2 separate regions of the Homo sapiens genome follow, and region 2 is linked to region 1. Evidence: chromatin loops called from intact Hi-C (ENCODE). Cell type or tissue: ascending aorta. All regions are shown on one strand. Links, peaks and the distances in the headings refer to the core of each region. The heading gives the core; the rest is flanking DNA.

The links. A loop is a pair of places that touch in the nucleus more often than their neighbours do. Peaks named below come from ENCODE experiments on the same cell type or tissue, not always from the same donor. Only the 100,000 strongest peaks of a DNase experiment are listed, where the experiment ranks them.
Region 2: it touches region 1 in a loop (2.1-fold over the local background); 6 of 110 quality-filtered maps call a loop at or near these places.

The regions. Positions count from the first base shown.
Region 1 is chr6:160,290,075-160,298,278 of GRCh38, forward strand. No RefSeq gene overlaps it. Among named protein-coding and RNA genes, the nearest start is that of SLC22A2, 35 kb to the left of the region's middle. In ascending aorta, for the core only: no CTCF peak of the experiment used is centred there; a DNase peak (open chromatin) is centred at 4,017; H3K27ac peaks cover 784 bases.
Region 2 is chr6:160,217,571-160,225,774 of GRCh38, forward strand. It overlaps SLC22A2 (solute carrier family 22 member 2), which reads right to left. Exons shown (of 11, transcript NM_003058.4): 10 at 7,135-7,234. Among named protein-coding and RNA genes, the nearest start is that of SLC22A2, 37 kb to the right of the region's middle. In ascending aorta, for the core only: a CTCF peak has its summit at 4,038; no DNase peak of the experiment used is centred there; H3K27ac peaks cover 1,960 bases.

The DNA of each region.
Region 1 (8,204 bases), core at 2,025-7,024:
CAGTGCAGTTCAGGCGTTTGGAAGTTCTTGTGTGCTGGAGATGTGGGTGGGGTTTGTCTCACAGTGGAGGCAAGGAATTGCAACTTTTTTCTATTATTGTACACCTTGAAGGTGAGGTTAATTAAATCCTGTTGTGGGGTTTGAGGGCCGGAATTTAATTTTTGGAGTTTTATTTAGTGTCGGGAGCAGATTGGGTAATAAAATGTATTTTGAGAATAAGACGGCCTTTTGACCTTTTAGGGTCTAGGGCTGTAAAGTGTCTCAGGGTTGCTGCCGAATGAGCCATGAACTGGGCTGGATTTTTATATTTGATGAAAAAGAGCCTAAACACTTCTGATTTGGGATAAAGAAAAAGGAACATTAACCTTGACTATGCCTTTAGCTCCAGCCATCTTTTTAAGAGGAAATTGCTGGGCAGGTGGGGGAGGGCTAGTCATGGAACGAAACTGTAAGCCGGACCGGGTGTGAGGAGGGGAGGTGATAAAAGGATTATAGGGTGGAGGAGCGGAGGCTGAGGAAGAATTAGGACCTAGCTTGGCCTGGCGAGGAGCAGCCTGGGGAGGAGGGGAGAGGTCAGATGGGTCTGTAGAAAAGGAAGATTAGAAAGACTCAGTGATGCTTGGGGTTGGGACTGAGGGGACAGGTGGGAGGGAAAGAAGGAAGATTTGAGATGAGTTGCATTGGGAACAGAGACTAGAGAGGGACCGATGTGTAAAAGAATGCCTGGACGTCAGGCACCTCAGACCATTTGCTCATTTTATGACAAGAATTATTTAGATCTTGTAGGATGGAAAAATTGAAAATGCCGTTTTCTGGCTATTTGGAACTACTGTCAAGTTTGTACTGGGGTCAAGCAGCATTGCAGAAGAAAATAAGACATTTAGATTTTAGGTCAGGTGAGAGTTGAAGAGGTTTTAAGTTCTTAAGAACACAGGCTAAGGGAGAAGAAGGAGGAATGGAAGGTGGAAGGTTGCCCATAGTGAAGGAGGCAAGCCCAGAGAAAAGAGAAAGTAGAGACATGGAGGGAAGGGGTTTGGGGGTTCTTACCCTCCAGAAAAGTGGGAAAGGGTTTGGGGCACAGAGATACGAGGTCAGGGCATGGAAATAAGGGATTGGGGTACAGAGATATAAGAGGTTGGGGCATGGAAATAAGGGATCGGGGCGCAGAGATAAAAGAGGTTGGGGCACGGAAATAAGGGATCCGGGCACAGAGATATAAGGGGTTGGGGTACTTGCCCCTCCCCTAGAAAAGCGGGACTTGCCGCTAAGGGTGAAGGAGAAGGGGTTGGGGGTTTCTTGCCCCCCAGAAAGGCGAAGAAGGGGTAGAGACACAGAGAGAAGGGGTTGGGGTACTTGCCCCTCCCCCAGAAAAGCGGGACTTGCCGCTAAGGGTGAAGGACCAAGGCAGGCGTCCTTGCGTGGTCTGACACCTCTGAAACCTGGGTGAATAATCAGAGAGGTGTCCCTGCAATGATTAAATACCAAGGGAAGGCTTCCTTCCCTAGTCCATGACCGGCGCCGGAGTTTTGGGTCCACGGATAAAACATGTCTCCTTTGTCTCTACCAGAAAATGAAAGGAATTGAAATTAAAAGAAGGGAGAGATTGAAGTGTGGTGCCAAGATTGAAAGGAGAAAGAGGTTGAGGGATAGTGAGGGAGGTTGGAGAAGAGAGTAAAAAGAGGCCGCTTACTGGATTTGAAATTGGTGAGATGTTTCTTGGGCTGGTCGGTCTGAGGACCTGAGGTCACAGGTGGATCTTTCTCATGGAGCAAAGAGCAGGAGGACAGGGGATTGATCTCCTAAGGGAGGTCCCCCGATCCAAGTCACGGCACCAAATTTCATGTGCGTCCATGTGAAGAGACCACCAAACAGGCTTTGTGTGAGCAACATGGCTGTTTATTTCACCTGGGTGCAGGCGGCCTGCGTCCGAAAAGAGAGTCAGCAAAGAGAAATAGGGGTGGGGCCATTTTATAGGATTTGCGTAGGTAAAGGAAAAAGGGGGGTTGTCCTCTGGCGGGCAGGAGTGGGGGTCACAAGGTACTCAGTGGGGGAGCTTTTGAGCCAGGATGAGCCAGGAGAAGGAATTTCACAAGACAATGTCATCCGTTAAGGCAGGAACAGGCCATTTTCACTTCTTTTGTGGTGGAATGTCACCAGTTAAGGCGGGAACCGGTCATCTGGATGTGTACATGCAGGTCACAGGGGATATGATGGCTTAGCTTGGGCTCAGAGGCCTGACATAAAGTAATAAAACTTCTAAAAAAAAATACTTAGCACGATGAGGTCCTGAGGCACGGAAATATTTAGACATTTTAAATAGATATTCAACAATGCTGTAAGTAACTGGTAGAATTTCCATACCAGGTCTCTTCCTATGTCACTAGCCCATGGGCACAAGAGGTCATGAAAGAGGAACAGAAATAGGAAAACCTGCATCAACACAGAAACAGCCTGTTCTTTGCCAGAATGGAGAACAAGGCAAAGCTGGTACTTTTAGAAAGCTGAAAATTTGTGCCAATGATTTTTTTCCTAGCTTATTTTTGGCTTTTTGATTCTAAGGAGTTTTGACCTACAAAGATGCTCAATATTTAAATAGACAGATATTTTTGTTTTATTTCTTCCATTGCTTTTATACTTCGGCATCCTCCTTACTGAGATGAGATAAAGTTTTCAAAAACATTGTATGGAATTATTTTCTATGTATCATTATTTAATTCATATGGAATTTATTAAGGGCATGAGATAAAAAATAATATTTCTTCCAAAAGGAAAGACAACTCTCTCAGACCATTACTTAAAAAAATCCCCATTGATTTGTGAAGCCACTTTTATAAAACATGTCCTTTTGGTGTATACTATGATTTGTTGATGGGTTCTCAGCTCTGTTCTGTTTATTTTTCTGGCTCATCTTACTTCCCTAGAATGCTAATTGAAATTATTTAAACTTTAAAATATCTTTCCAAATTTGATAGAAAAAATCTCCTGTAGAAAAAATTAATATAATACCTATTCGCCAACTATTCTTATTTATTCTATTTTCTTCATAAACTTTATGTTAACTTTTTTAACTTAAAAAAACATTTTCTTTGGGATTAAATGGTACACCTCAATTATTTAGGGAGTATTGCTATTTTCATAGTATTTTAATCTTCCCAATCTTCCTATGCAGAAACATTTTGACTTTATTTCAATTTAAATTATTTTAATATTTCAATTTATGCAACTCAGTAAACATACGTCGTGTGTGTATGTGTGTGTATCCTATGCATTTTAAAATAAGATTTTCTCAAGTTACTTGTTTTTTTCATGATTTATATTCGTCTTTGCTGGTTGAGGGCAAAAATATTAAGGCCCACACATTTTTTTGTCACATCACCTTAATAGTTTCCTGTAGTTTTCAGTTGATTTTATACGGCTTTTTCTTTCACCAATAGATCACTCCACAATGTATGTTATCTTGTTTCAAGATTCCATTTAAAAATACAAGGAAGTCTTATGAAATGATGGAAGGGGAGAGACCACTAAACCCAAACTTCCAAAATATAATATCCTCATCATATGATATATTTTGCTATAAAATCTTAGAATTCTTTAGAATTGAGTGGAAATTTAATCATACCAAACCTAATTCTTTCATTTTCAGGGAATGAAATAGAGAATGTGACATGTAGCTGTTGTCATGTTAAATGTTGGGGGGTGAAAGAAACATTGGTGACCACTTTATGGCGAGCAGTCATCAACATTCCAATATGTTATAGTCACATTACATTTTGTGACCTGTAATTTTCCCCATAAGTCATTTCAGCATAGCCCCCTTTGTCTTAAATGGACGTGCTTTATTTCAGAACAGAGGCAGAAGGGAAGGTTCCCCAGCTGTTGCTCTAAGCTGTTGTCTCAGCACATAGCACGCTAGCATGGGGCCACATGTTGCATTGGTCAAATCTCAAGGAGTGTCTGTAATGAGCCAATACAAACAGATGAAGCCTCTACATGGAAACTCTCTGCTCTAGACTCACGTTTGGCCAGGGGGCGTGGCCTGGAGGGTGTAACTCAGGGAACTCCACAGGAATAGTCCCGGCTGGGAACTTGCGTCCCTAAACCCACCAAAACTGCTATAACGAGCTCTGCGAGTGTATACTGTTATTTGCTCTGAAAGGCAGGGCTGTTACCCAAATCCCCTGGAGAGAGCCAGATTTGCAAAGTGTCTGATGTGAGCCCAGAGATCAGCAACAGATACCATAGACCTTTCTCCCCATCTGCAACCAGTCGGAAATAACTCTGTCCCTGCTCACCTCATCTTTGCTTCTGTTGTGGCTTGAAAATCGTATGAGAGTAACATCCTGGGATGAAAAATGCAGCTCGACTCCCTCAGGCTCCACTGCAGCTAAGTCCCCCAGATGGCTGAGGATCATTTATGCAGAAGATGGGGGACTGAATCTCTGTCTTTTTCTTTTAATGTTTTTGAGACGGAGTTTCACTCTTGTTGCCCAGGCTGGAGTGCAATGGTGCGATCTCAGCTCACTGCAACCTCCTCCTCCAGGGTTCAAGCGATTTTCCTGCCTCAGCCTCCTGAGTAGCTGGGATTACAGGCTTCCGCCACCACGCCAAGCTAATTTTCTGAATTTTTAATAGAGACGGGGTTTCACCATGTTGGCCAAGCTGGTCTTGAACTCCTTACCTTGTGATCTGCCCACCTTGGCCTCTCAAAGTGCTGGGATTACAGGCATGAGCCACCGCACCTGGCCAAATTTCCGTCTTTATAAAAAACATTCATGGCCGGGTGCAGTGGCTCACGCCTGTAAACCCAGCACTTTGGGAGGCCGAGGTGGGCGGATCACGAGGTCAGGAGATCGAGACCATCCTGGCTAACACGATGAAACCCCATCTCTACCAAAAAAAATACAAAAAATTAGCCAGGCGTGGTGGTGGGCGCCTGTAGTCCCAGCTACTTGGCAGGCTAAGGCAGGAGAATGGCATGAACCCGGCGGAGCTTGCGGTGAGCCAAGATCGCGCCACTGCACTCCAGCCTGGGTGACAGTGGGAGACTCTGTCTCAAAAAAAACAAAAAACAGAAAACATTCATAAACGTCTCCAACAAATACAGAGTGAACTCATTGTGTGCCTAAGATTCTGAGAGTTACAAAGGATGGGGAAGACCTGGTCTCAGACATCATGGAGCTCCATAGGCTAAGTATGGGTGAGGATATAGGGACAGGCTTCCACGTTCACTTACAGAATCTCTACTAGTCTCACCTGTAAGTGCTAAGTGCTAGATAGGTATATTAATGGAACACATAGAATCATTTGAAGGGAGCATCTACATTATTGCAAATACAGTGATTCTTGTATATATTATCTGTGAAAGTTACGAAGAAGTAAAAATAAGGGAATACCCCAGAACATCGGGGTTGGAATCTCTGTAATCTTTCTCCTCATCTGTAAGACGGAAGTTGCCGTATTTATAGATCACAGTGTTAGTGCAATATTTATTGAGAAAATGTAGGTATAAGATTTTTGTAAACAAAAAGTCCTCTACAAATACAGTTTTGGGTGGTGAGCTTTATTAGAAATAGTTTTGTTCAAATTATTTTACCAGCCTACAGAGCATATGTAGGTAACTTCTACCAGGCTAAAAAACAAACAAAACTGTGCATGATCCCAAAAGAGAGCACATATTAGTTAGATAAACCATTGGTTTAAGGGTTTAGGGAAGACAGTGATTATTTTCATGGTTGGTTGGCCTTGGTCACTGCATGGGTGCCAAGAGGCCCTGAAATGAGTTGTGTAAGGTAGGATTAATCAGGAAGTCTTGTTGGAAGAGGTGGGTTTTGACCTGGCTTAAAGAAGGCAGTGCCAGGAGGAAGCCCGAGATGGTGGTGGATTTATCCCTAAGAATTTAGGAACACAAGTTCTGCTTAAAGCTATACAGGCACAGTGTTTCCCAATGAAAACAGAGAACTCAGAGTGTGTTTTTCAGTCACAACCAGCATTCAGCCCTTCCTACTTACAAATTTTAAGACTTTGGAGGCTTGTTTCATGGATTATCAGAGACCTGGCCTCAAGGGATTAAGGTCAAACATCGGTTCCTCATGTGGCCGTTACACTGAATTGTTCCATAGTCACAGTCTGTACCTCTAAATGTGTGTGTGTGTGTGTGTGTGTGTGTTTCTAGAAGCTTTAGCCAGGGTGTGGTGAAAAGGTCACTATTCTACATTACTAGGGAGGGGTATCCAGTGGGGGCACTGGCCTCATGTTTGCATACCAGTCAGGGATTTACTGAATGCCCATATTGCTTTTTTTTTTGTTCACCTGTTGCTAGACCATGAGGTGAAGGTCTCCAAGGACAGGGGCTGTGACATATTCATCGGTGTGTGCTCAGTTCCCAGCACTATGCCTAGAAGAGGGTAGTTTTCAGTAAAGGCATGAGTGAATAACTGAATAAACCTCTAGCATAAAAATAAATATAAGGTATACTTTCTATCCATTATGAGCTGGTGAACACTGTCCCTTGCTTCATATTTTTATTTTTTACAGCTCTATTAAGATAGAAATGACAAAAGTTGTATATATTTAAAGTGCACAACATGATGAGACACATATATATCGTGACATGATTACTAAAATCAAGCTAATTAACATATCAATCACCTTACTTTTTTTTATTACACCTTACCTTTTTTTGGTGATAACACAAGATCTATCTTTAGCAAATTTTAAGTACACAGTACAGTATCTTTAACTATATTCTCCATGCTGTAATAAGATCTTTAAAACTTATTCATGTTGCTTAACTGAAATTTTGTACTCTGAGGCCAACATGTCCCCAAATCCCCTCCCTCAGCCCCTGATAACAACCATTCCACTCTCTACTCCTATGAGTTAAACTTTTTTGGATTCTACATGTAGGTGAGATCATGCAGTATTTTTCTTTCTGTATGTGGCTTATTTCACTGGGCATAATGTCCTCCAGGCTCATCCATGTTGTCACAAACGGCAGGATCTCCTTGTTAAAAGCTGAATAGTATTCCATTGTGTGTGTGTGTGTGTGTACACCACATATTCTTCACATATTTATCTGTTGATGGATGCTTTAGGTTGATCCCATGTCTTGATTATTGTGAGTAATAGCTGCAAATTGCAGCAATGATCATGAGGGTACAGATGTCTCTATGAGACACTGATTTCATTTCCTTTGGATGTGTACATAGAGCCAGGATTGCTGGATTAAGATAGCATTACAGGTAATACAGGATAAGACGACATTGCACCTCGGGTCCAGGTAGTGAGAAGGTTCCCTGCCACCCTGTTACCTGGAGCGGTCTGAGGGAGGCAACCACACTCAACAGGGAGATTGATCTGGTCTCCAAAAGCCAGGATCCAAAAGCCAGCTCTGGAGTGGAGCTGGGAAGTGATCCTGCTCCCCTGAGGGACACTGAGTCGTTAACTCCACCTTGTGGTGGCTGCTGAGCCCTGGCCACCCTGACAGGATGCAGGGTGAAGGCTGGGAGGCTCCAGGCACCTGCTGCCCATGCCCAGCGTAAGGCCCCTCAGCATCTGCTTCAGGAGGAGGAGGACTCCCAGGGATGGCTGGGGGCTCAGTGAGGCCCGAAGAAACTCTCTGGTCTCCAAAAGCCAGGATCCAAGCCTCATAGAGCTGGGTTCCCAGGATCCCACCCTCCAGAGCACGGTCCCTAGAAAGGATGGGCTGCCTACCCTTGAAGCAGGACAAGGAAGAAGAGCATGTAGAGGATGCTGGCAGAGTGGCTGTCTGAACATCCTCTGGATGGTCCAAGCATGGAAGGGCAGCTGGGAGGTTTCCTCTCATATCCCCATTTTCCCAGTGATGAGTGTGACATTCAGGGGAAAGTAGTGAGGGTGACCCAGCTCTTCTGGCTTCGAGCCAGCCCTCTCATCACTGAAATGCGAAAGCCATCTCTCACCTCCCATGTGCCCAGGGCTCCGCCACTGACTTGGCACTTCATGCATGAGCTAGGACCCACCTGGTCATCCAGTGAAAACACAGCTGTCCCAGGACACAGGTAAGAAGCTGGACAGTTGAGTTGTGGGTGGCTCGATGAGGGCACCCAGTGAATGAACAGTGGCGTGGGACCAGACCCAGCTCTGCGCTCTTCGTGCCCCACCACGGTGGCTAAGCTTTCAGAATCAATTAGTCCTGCTGCTTTATGTCCTTGCCAACGTGTGTG
Region 2 (8,204 bases), core at 1,540-6,539, 73 kb before region 1:
AATAAATGAGAGGAACAACAAATGATTATAAACTTTGTTCAGGATTAGTCTTGCAATGTGTTCTGAGTGGTGGTTCTCACAAAGAAAATGGACAGAACTTGTTGATAACTCATGTCGACAGAGTTATTCCTAAAATTATCTTGTTGAATTGGTACTGGCCTAAATAAGTTCCTTTTTTAGGGTGTTCACCTTTCTCTGTAATAGAGAATGTGGGTAAAGTCTAAACTTAATCTTATATCAGTTAAAGATGAAGATTGCAAAATCTTGTTATCATTAGTTATGCAAATAGAATTTGAAAAATTATTTTTTCAAAGTGTATTTACTTTTCAACAGCTTGATAAATGAAGACTGCAATTAAAACATTTGTTCAAATTGCAAGTTTTCTCAATCATCTTGTCTTCGTGAATGCCAGGACATTGCTGATATTCATCGTAGAAATGCTGCTTTCTTCATTTTGTTGTTCCCAGCCATGCCCTTTGGACCTGTTCCTGTTTATAGCAATATTGAATCAGCTGTGGGCTGCTCCCAGCCACCCAGCATCTCACAGAATTTCCCCCACCTGGAGTTGGTTAGTATTGTCTCGTTTTCTGGACCAATCCAATCTGAGACGAGGGATGGCAGAAGCTTACCCAAATCACCCTATGGTTTTGGAATTCTCTAAAGCTCCAGATGGGGAGGTAAAATCAAGTCAGTTGAGCTCCTCTGGTCTCTCTGCCAACAACAATAACAACAACTACAGCAGCAGAAACAACAACAGTAGAAATAGCAGCAATAGAAGCAGCAGCAGGAACAACAAAAGCAAGAACAGCAGCAACAGTAGCAGCAATAGTAGCAACAGCAGCAACAACAGTAATTACAGCAGCAACTGCAATAGCAACAGTAGAAGCATCAGTGACAACAGCAGCAGTAACAACAACAAAAGCAACAGCAGCAACAATAGTAATAGCAACAGCAACAGTAACAGTAGCAGCAACAGATATGGCAACAGTAATACCATCAGCAGCAACAGCAATAGCAACAATAGGATCCTCAGTAGTAACAGCAATAGCAACAGTAGCAACACGAGCAACAGCAGCAGCAACAATAGTATCAGTAATAGCAATAGTAACAGTAACAGCATCAGCAGCAGCAGCAACAGCAACAGCAGCAGCAACAATAACAAAAGCAACAGAAACAGTAACAACAAAACCAACAATAGCAACAACAGCAGCAACAATTTTAGCAATAGCAGCAACAATAGCAACAGAATCAACACCATCACAATTAAGAGCAACAACAGCAGCAACAATAGCCACAGAAATAGCAAAATCAGCAGTAGCAACAACAGAAGTCGCAGCAATAACAGCAGCAGCAGCAACAGAAGTAGCAGTAGTAATAGCAGCAACAGCAGCAGCAGCAGCAGCAGCAATCATTACCATAGTAGCAACAACAGTAGCAGCAACACCAGCAGCAGTAGCAGCAGCAATAGCAACAGTAATAGTAGCAGCAACAGCAATAGCAACAGTAGCAGCATCAGCAACAATAACAGCAACAGAAGCAATAACAGCAGCAGCAACAACAGCAGTACGAACACCAGCAGTAACAACAGCAGCAGCAACATCAGCAACAACAGCAGCAACAACAGTAGCAGCAGTAGGAACAGCAGCAATAATTATAACAGCAGCAGCAACAACAGTAACAACAGTAGAAATAAGTACAATAGCAATAACAACAGTAATAGCAACAGCAAAAACAATAGCAGCAGTAACAATAACAACAGCAATAGCAGCAACAACAGCAACAAGAAAAATGACAATAGCAGCAGCAACAACAGCAGCAGCAGCAACAACATCAGCCACCGGTGAGTGACTACTAACTAAATACCAAGCACTGCGACGGGTGCTTCGTCGCACTGTCCCATTCATGAGCCCAACCCTCTGATGGTGAGACAAATTCATGGGCCACAAAATCTAGCTGCCAGGATTGAAACTTTGGCTTTGTCACTGATTGGCTGTGTGGTTTTGAGCAAGTCCTTTACTTTCTCTGGCCTGTTTTTTTTTTTTTTCCAGTTGTCAGTGGGGTTAATAATAATAACGCCTATTTCATAGGGTTGCTGCAAGGATTCAATGAGGTAATACAGGCATACCTCAGAGATATTGGGGATTCACTTCCAGACTACCACAATAAAGTAAGTTTTACCATAAAGTGAATCATACATTTTTGTTGGTTTCCCAGTTCATATAAAAGTTACGGTTACACTATACTGTAGTCTATTAAATGTGCAATATTATGTCTGAGAGAACAATGTAATTTAAAAATACTTTATTTTTTAAAAATGCTAACAATCATCTGAACCTTCAATTTGTGGTAATCTTGCTGGTGGAGGCTCTTGCCTCTATGTTGATGGCTGCTGACTGAGCAAGACAGTGGTTGCTGAAGGTTGAAGTGGCTGTTGAAACTTCTTAAAACAAGAATATGAAGTTTTCAATGTTGATTGACTCTTCTCTTCATGAAAGATTTCTCTATAGCATGCAATGCTATTTCATAGCATTTTACCCACAGTAGAGCTTCTTTAAAAATTGGAGTCAATCCTCTCAAACCCTGATGCTGTTTTGTTAACTAAGTTTATGTAATATTCTAAATCCTTTGTTGTCATTTCAACAATGTTCACAGGATCTCCACCAGGAGTAGATTCCATCTCAAGAAACCACTTTCTAAGCTCATCTGTAAGAAGCAACTCCTCATCTGTTCAAGTTTTATCACGAGGTTGAAGCAATTCAGTCACATCTTCGGGCTCTACTTCTAATTCTAGTTCTTTTGCTATTTCTATTGTATCTGCAGACACTTTTTATGCTGAAGTCTTGAGCTCTTCAAAGTTATCCATGAGGGCTGTAATCAACTTCTTCAAAACTCCCATTAACGTTCATATTTTGACCTCCTCTAATGATCCACAAATGTTCTTAGTGGCATCTACAATGGTGAAAGATTTCCAGAAGGTTTTTCAATGTACTTTGCCTAGAACAATCAGAGGAATTACCATCTACGGTAGCTATAGCCTTATAAAGTATATTTCTTAAATAATAATACTTGAATGTCAAAACTACTCCTTGATCCATGGGCTGCAGAATGGATGTTGTGTTAGCAGGCATTAAAACAACATTAATCTTTAGGTACATCTCCATCAGAGCTCTTGGGTGACCAGGTGTATGTATTGTCAATGAGCAGTAATCTTTTGAAAGCAATCTTCTTTTCTAAGCAGTAGGTCTAAACGGCGGGCTTAAAATAGTCAATAAACCATGCTGTAAACAGATGTACTGTTATCTGTACACAGGCTTTGCTATTCCATGAGCACAAGCAGAGTAGATTTAGCATAATTCTTAGGGACCCTAGGGTTTTCATGGTAAATGAACACTGGCTTCACCTTCTAGTCACCAGCTGCATTCACCCTTCACAAGAGAGTCAACCTGTCCTTCGAGCTTTGAAACCAGACATTGATTTTTTCCTCGCTCTTCATGAAAGTCCTAAATGGCATCTTCTTCCAATAGAAGGCTGTTGTGTCTATATTGAAAATCTGTTGTTTAGTGTGATCACCTTTATCAGTGATCTTTGTTAGATCTGGATAACTTGCTGCAGCTTCTACATCAGCACTTGCTGCTTCATTTTGCACTTTCAAGTTATGGAGATGGCTTCTTTCCTTAAGCCTTATGAACCAAACTTACTAACTTCGAATTTTTCTTCTGCTACTTCTTCACCTGTCTCAGCCTTCATATAATGGAAAAGAGTTAGGGCTTTGTTCTGGGTTAGGCTTTGGCTTAAGGGAATGTTGTGACCGGTTTGATCTTCTATCCAGACCACTCAAGCTTTCTCCATATCAGCAATAAGGCTGTTTCATTTCTCATTTGTAGCATTTTTATACTTCCTTCAAGAACTTTTCCTGTGCATTCTCGACTTGGCTACCTGGTACAAGAGTCCTCACTTTCAGCTTATGCTGGCTTTCAACATGACTTCCTCATTGAGCTTAATCATTTCTGCCTTTTGCTTTACAGTTGAGACTTGCAACGCTTCCTTTCATTTAACACCTAGAGGGCATTGTAGAGCTATTAATTGACCTAATTTCAATATGGTTGTGTCTTGGGCCATAGGAAGGCCCAAGGAGAGGGAGAGAGATGGGGGAATGCTCAGTGTGTGGAACAGTTAGATCACACGCATTTATCAATTAAGTTTGCTGTTTTACACAGCCATGGTTTGTGGTGCCCTAAAACAATTACAATAGCAGTATCAAAGATCACTGATTGCAGATCACCATCACAGATATGATAATAATGGAAAAGTTTAAAATATTGTGAGAATTACCAAAACATGCCACAGTGACATGAAGTGAGCACCTGCTGTTGGAAAAATGCTGCAAATAAACTTGCTTAATGTAGGGTTGCTGTATACCTTCAATCTGTTAAAAAACACAATATCTGCAAAGCACAATAAAATGAAGTGCAATAAAAGAAGGTGCATGGGAAGGGCATGGAAAGCACTGGGTAGAGCTCTTAGTAAATGTTAGCTATTGTTATCCTCATTTTACAGAAAGGAAAACAGGCTTAAGAAGTGAGATAAGGTATTAGGTATAAGTTCACAGGTTATATTTGTAACTAGGACAGGTTTAGTGCCCTTAGGAACCATAACAATTTAATCAGGAACCAATCGACACTTAATTAGTGTCAGGCATATTTTCTTCTTTAATCCAGTGAGTAGGTACTGTTGTCCCCATTTACAGATGAGGAAACTGAGGCTTTGAGGCATTAAGGCAATAAAGCCACACACATGGGAAATGTGACGGCAGGGCTCAGGCTCTACAGGACTTGCTCTTCACCACACATATTACTGCCTGCCTGGCACTGGCGCTGGCTAGAGAAAGAAACTTCAATTAGGCATGCTGTAGAAGGAACTTCAGCATTTATTCCACAAATAATTGGTAAGCTCCTGCTCTGTGTATGCCACGCACTGTGCTGAGTTCCAGTGATACAGCAGTAAACAGGATTTAGACTGTCTTTGACGGGAGGTGCCCATGTGTGTGGGAAGCTGCATGGGGAGAGGGGTACGGGGTGGGAGGTGGTTGGTTTAGATGAAAGGTCTCCAACTCAAATGTCTGCATGCACCAAGCAGATCATACAATGTACCAAAGACAATAGGAAACAGTGGGGACTGTGGCCTCCTGCAGAGGGCATGCCCTTGAGAAAGCCAAGCGATCATTCAGCTCCTACAAATTGCCAACAAGAGGAAATATCTTCTCAGTGTTACCAAATCTTCTGCTTTTTAAAAACAGATCCTGGAAATCCAGTTTATGTGGAATTTCCCACTTTAAAAAAATACTTTGTAGGCCAAAGAAAGCACTGGAGAACTTGGTGGCCTGCAGGCTGCGAGTGTGTGACCTCCGCTCGGATTCAAAGGCCTCTTCCAACTCTAAGACTCAAGTTCTAGGAAAAGCCTCAGACCACTGTGATTTACCAGCATTTTGCCCAAGTACTGAAAATGTTAAACATGAAGGTTTGGTAAAATGAATAAAAATCAGTTGTTTGTGGTATCAGCAGGCCAAAAGTGGAGTAAGAAGAAAATAAATAAAAATATCTAAACATACTGTATAAACAAACTTGTGGGGAGAGTGTCAGATAGGTTTGTCTTTATCTAGAATTTTTTAATGTACTGTTTGAATGGGTTCATATGGTCCAAAATTCAAAATTACAAAAAGGTAAGCATTGAAGTCTCCCTTCTACCTGTATCTCACAGTCACTCAATTCCATAGACAACCAGTGTTACGGTTCTTGTATATTTTTCCAGAGCTACAAGTATTTATATATATGTCTTTCACTATTTTTACACAAATGATAGAATATATACATTTCTATGTTTTGCTTTTTCCCCCATTAGCAATATATCTTGGAGAACTTTCCTTGTCAGCGTATGTGAAATGGCCTCATTCTTTTTAATGGCTGTATAATTTTACAGAATGGCATATCATTTATTTAACTGGTGTTCTAATTCATGGTCATTTAGGTTGTTTCCAACACTTGTTATAAAAAATTGCCTTAATGACTAGTCCTGTACATATATCACTTTGTACACGTAAACTTCTAGAGGTGTAGAGTTACTAGGTTAAAGGATATACATGTTTATAATTTTTATTTAATTTATTTTTATTTTTTTGAGACAAGAGTATTGCTTTGTCGCCCAGGCTGGAGTGCAGTGGCACGATCTCAGCTCACTGCAACCTCTGCCTCCCAGTTTCAAGCAATTCTCCTGCCTCAGCCTCCCCAGTGGCTGGGATTACAGGCGCATACCACCACACCCAGATAATTTTTTTGTACTTTTTTAGTAGAGACGGGGTTTCACCATGTTACCCAGGCTGATCTCGATCTCCTGACCTTGTGATCCACCCGCCTCAGCATCCCAAAGTGCTGGGATTAGAAGCATGAGCCACTGCACCCAGCCCATGTTTGTAATTTTTATACTACTATTGCATTGTCCATTATAGAGGCATCTAATTCCTACCAGCAACACGGGAGACTACATTTCTCCCCATTCTTCCCCAACATAGTGTGTTACCAAGTAATTTTAGTTTTGACAATCCAAGTAGTTATTAGTGCAGTGTTAATTTGAACTTCTCTTACTATGAAGGAAGTTGAGCATATTTTCATATATTTAAGAGCTGTTTTTATTTCCTTTTCATTGAATTATTTGCTCAAATCTGTTATTTTTTTTTTTCTATTAGGTGGTCGCTTTTATGGAATTGTTAGGAAAATTAGCCCAATGTAGAGTAGTAAATATTTTCTTCAAGTTTATAATTTTATTTTTAGCTTATAGTAGTTGTTTAACGCAGAATATTTTATTTTTATGAAAGCAAACATATTGACCTTTCTTCTATGGATTCTGGATTTTTTGGGTCATATTTAGAAAGACCTTCTCCACGTGAAAGTTTAAAGAAATTCTCGTATAATGTCTTTGTAATTTTACTAATTTTTTTGATGCTTTCAAGTCTTTGATTTAGTTTGAATTTATCTCAGTGTATGGTGTGAAGTATAAAGTCAATTTAATTCTTTCCAAATGGCTATAGGGTTGTCTTAAAACCTTTATAGAACAATTCATTTAGAACTTTCAACTGCCTACCTTTGCATATTTTCGGCTTCCTCGATGGTCTCAGGCAAAGCTTTCCCTTTAGTTTCTGGAAGCAACAGCACCAGACCTCCAGCAACCAAGCCAAGCACGCCTGAAAGCCAAACAGATGAATATCACATTAAGAACTGAAAAACTCAAGGTCTATAATTAGAGTTTCCCTTATTTTTGTTTAAAACTTTTTTTTAGCATTTTTCTATACTTATTTACAGATTCCTTTGCCATCTCTGACTGCTGTATTTTCCATTATAAATATTATACCAGTTCCAAACTCCATTGAATTACTATTCCTAATAGGGAAATGAAATACTTAACATTTTGAGTCAAGGTTATTCTAGGGTAGAGGACATTGCCACCATATTAAGATACTTTGGAGTTAGAAAATAACTCTGCAAAAAATTAACTGTATGAAAAGGAGGACTGTAACCCTTCCAGTTTAAATCACTTAGTAAGGAAAATAAGTCAGAAACTTGGATCATTTCTAGCAAATAAAAGTAATGAATTATGTATCTATTACTATGTAAGAGCACTAAAAAGTATAGCCAGGATTTTAGTTAAAATTCAGGTGTTCATTAAATTCCCGTTATTCCTTTTTTTCTTTGTCTCTAGCTATAATCTTTAATAATAAACACTTACATGTTTTTGTTTCTTTAGATTCTGATAAAAGTTTTGATCTTTTAAAGTTGTATTTATATGTGTTTCACAATAATAGAATACAGAAAATAGGATGTGGGTTCTTTACTAGTTTTGAGGTCTCAAAACACTGCATGCCAGTCTCTATTTTTACACCCTCAGAAAATGGCTGAATTAGAAGCTGCAGGGCACAGATCCCAAGCTCTGAGGGCCTGGGCTCCAACTCTGGCCCCTTACATACTGGTCTCAAGGCCTTGGGAAGTTCTGTAATCTTTCTGATGCTCCAGACATTCCTATATAAATTGGGATAACATACTGTCAAGTCAAGTTTAGCCTACAGCTGCCTCCTTACATATTTTAAGTTTGGCCTAAAGGTTTCTCTATACATTGTGAACTATAATCTAGATGGAATGGTAAACACACTATAGCCT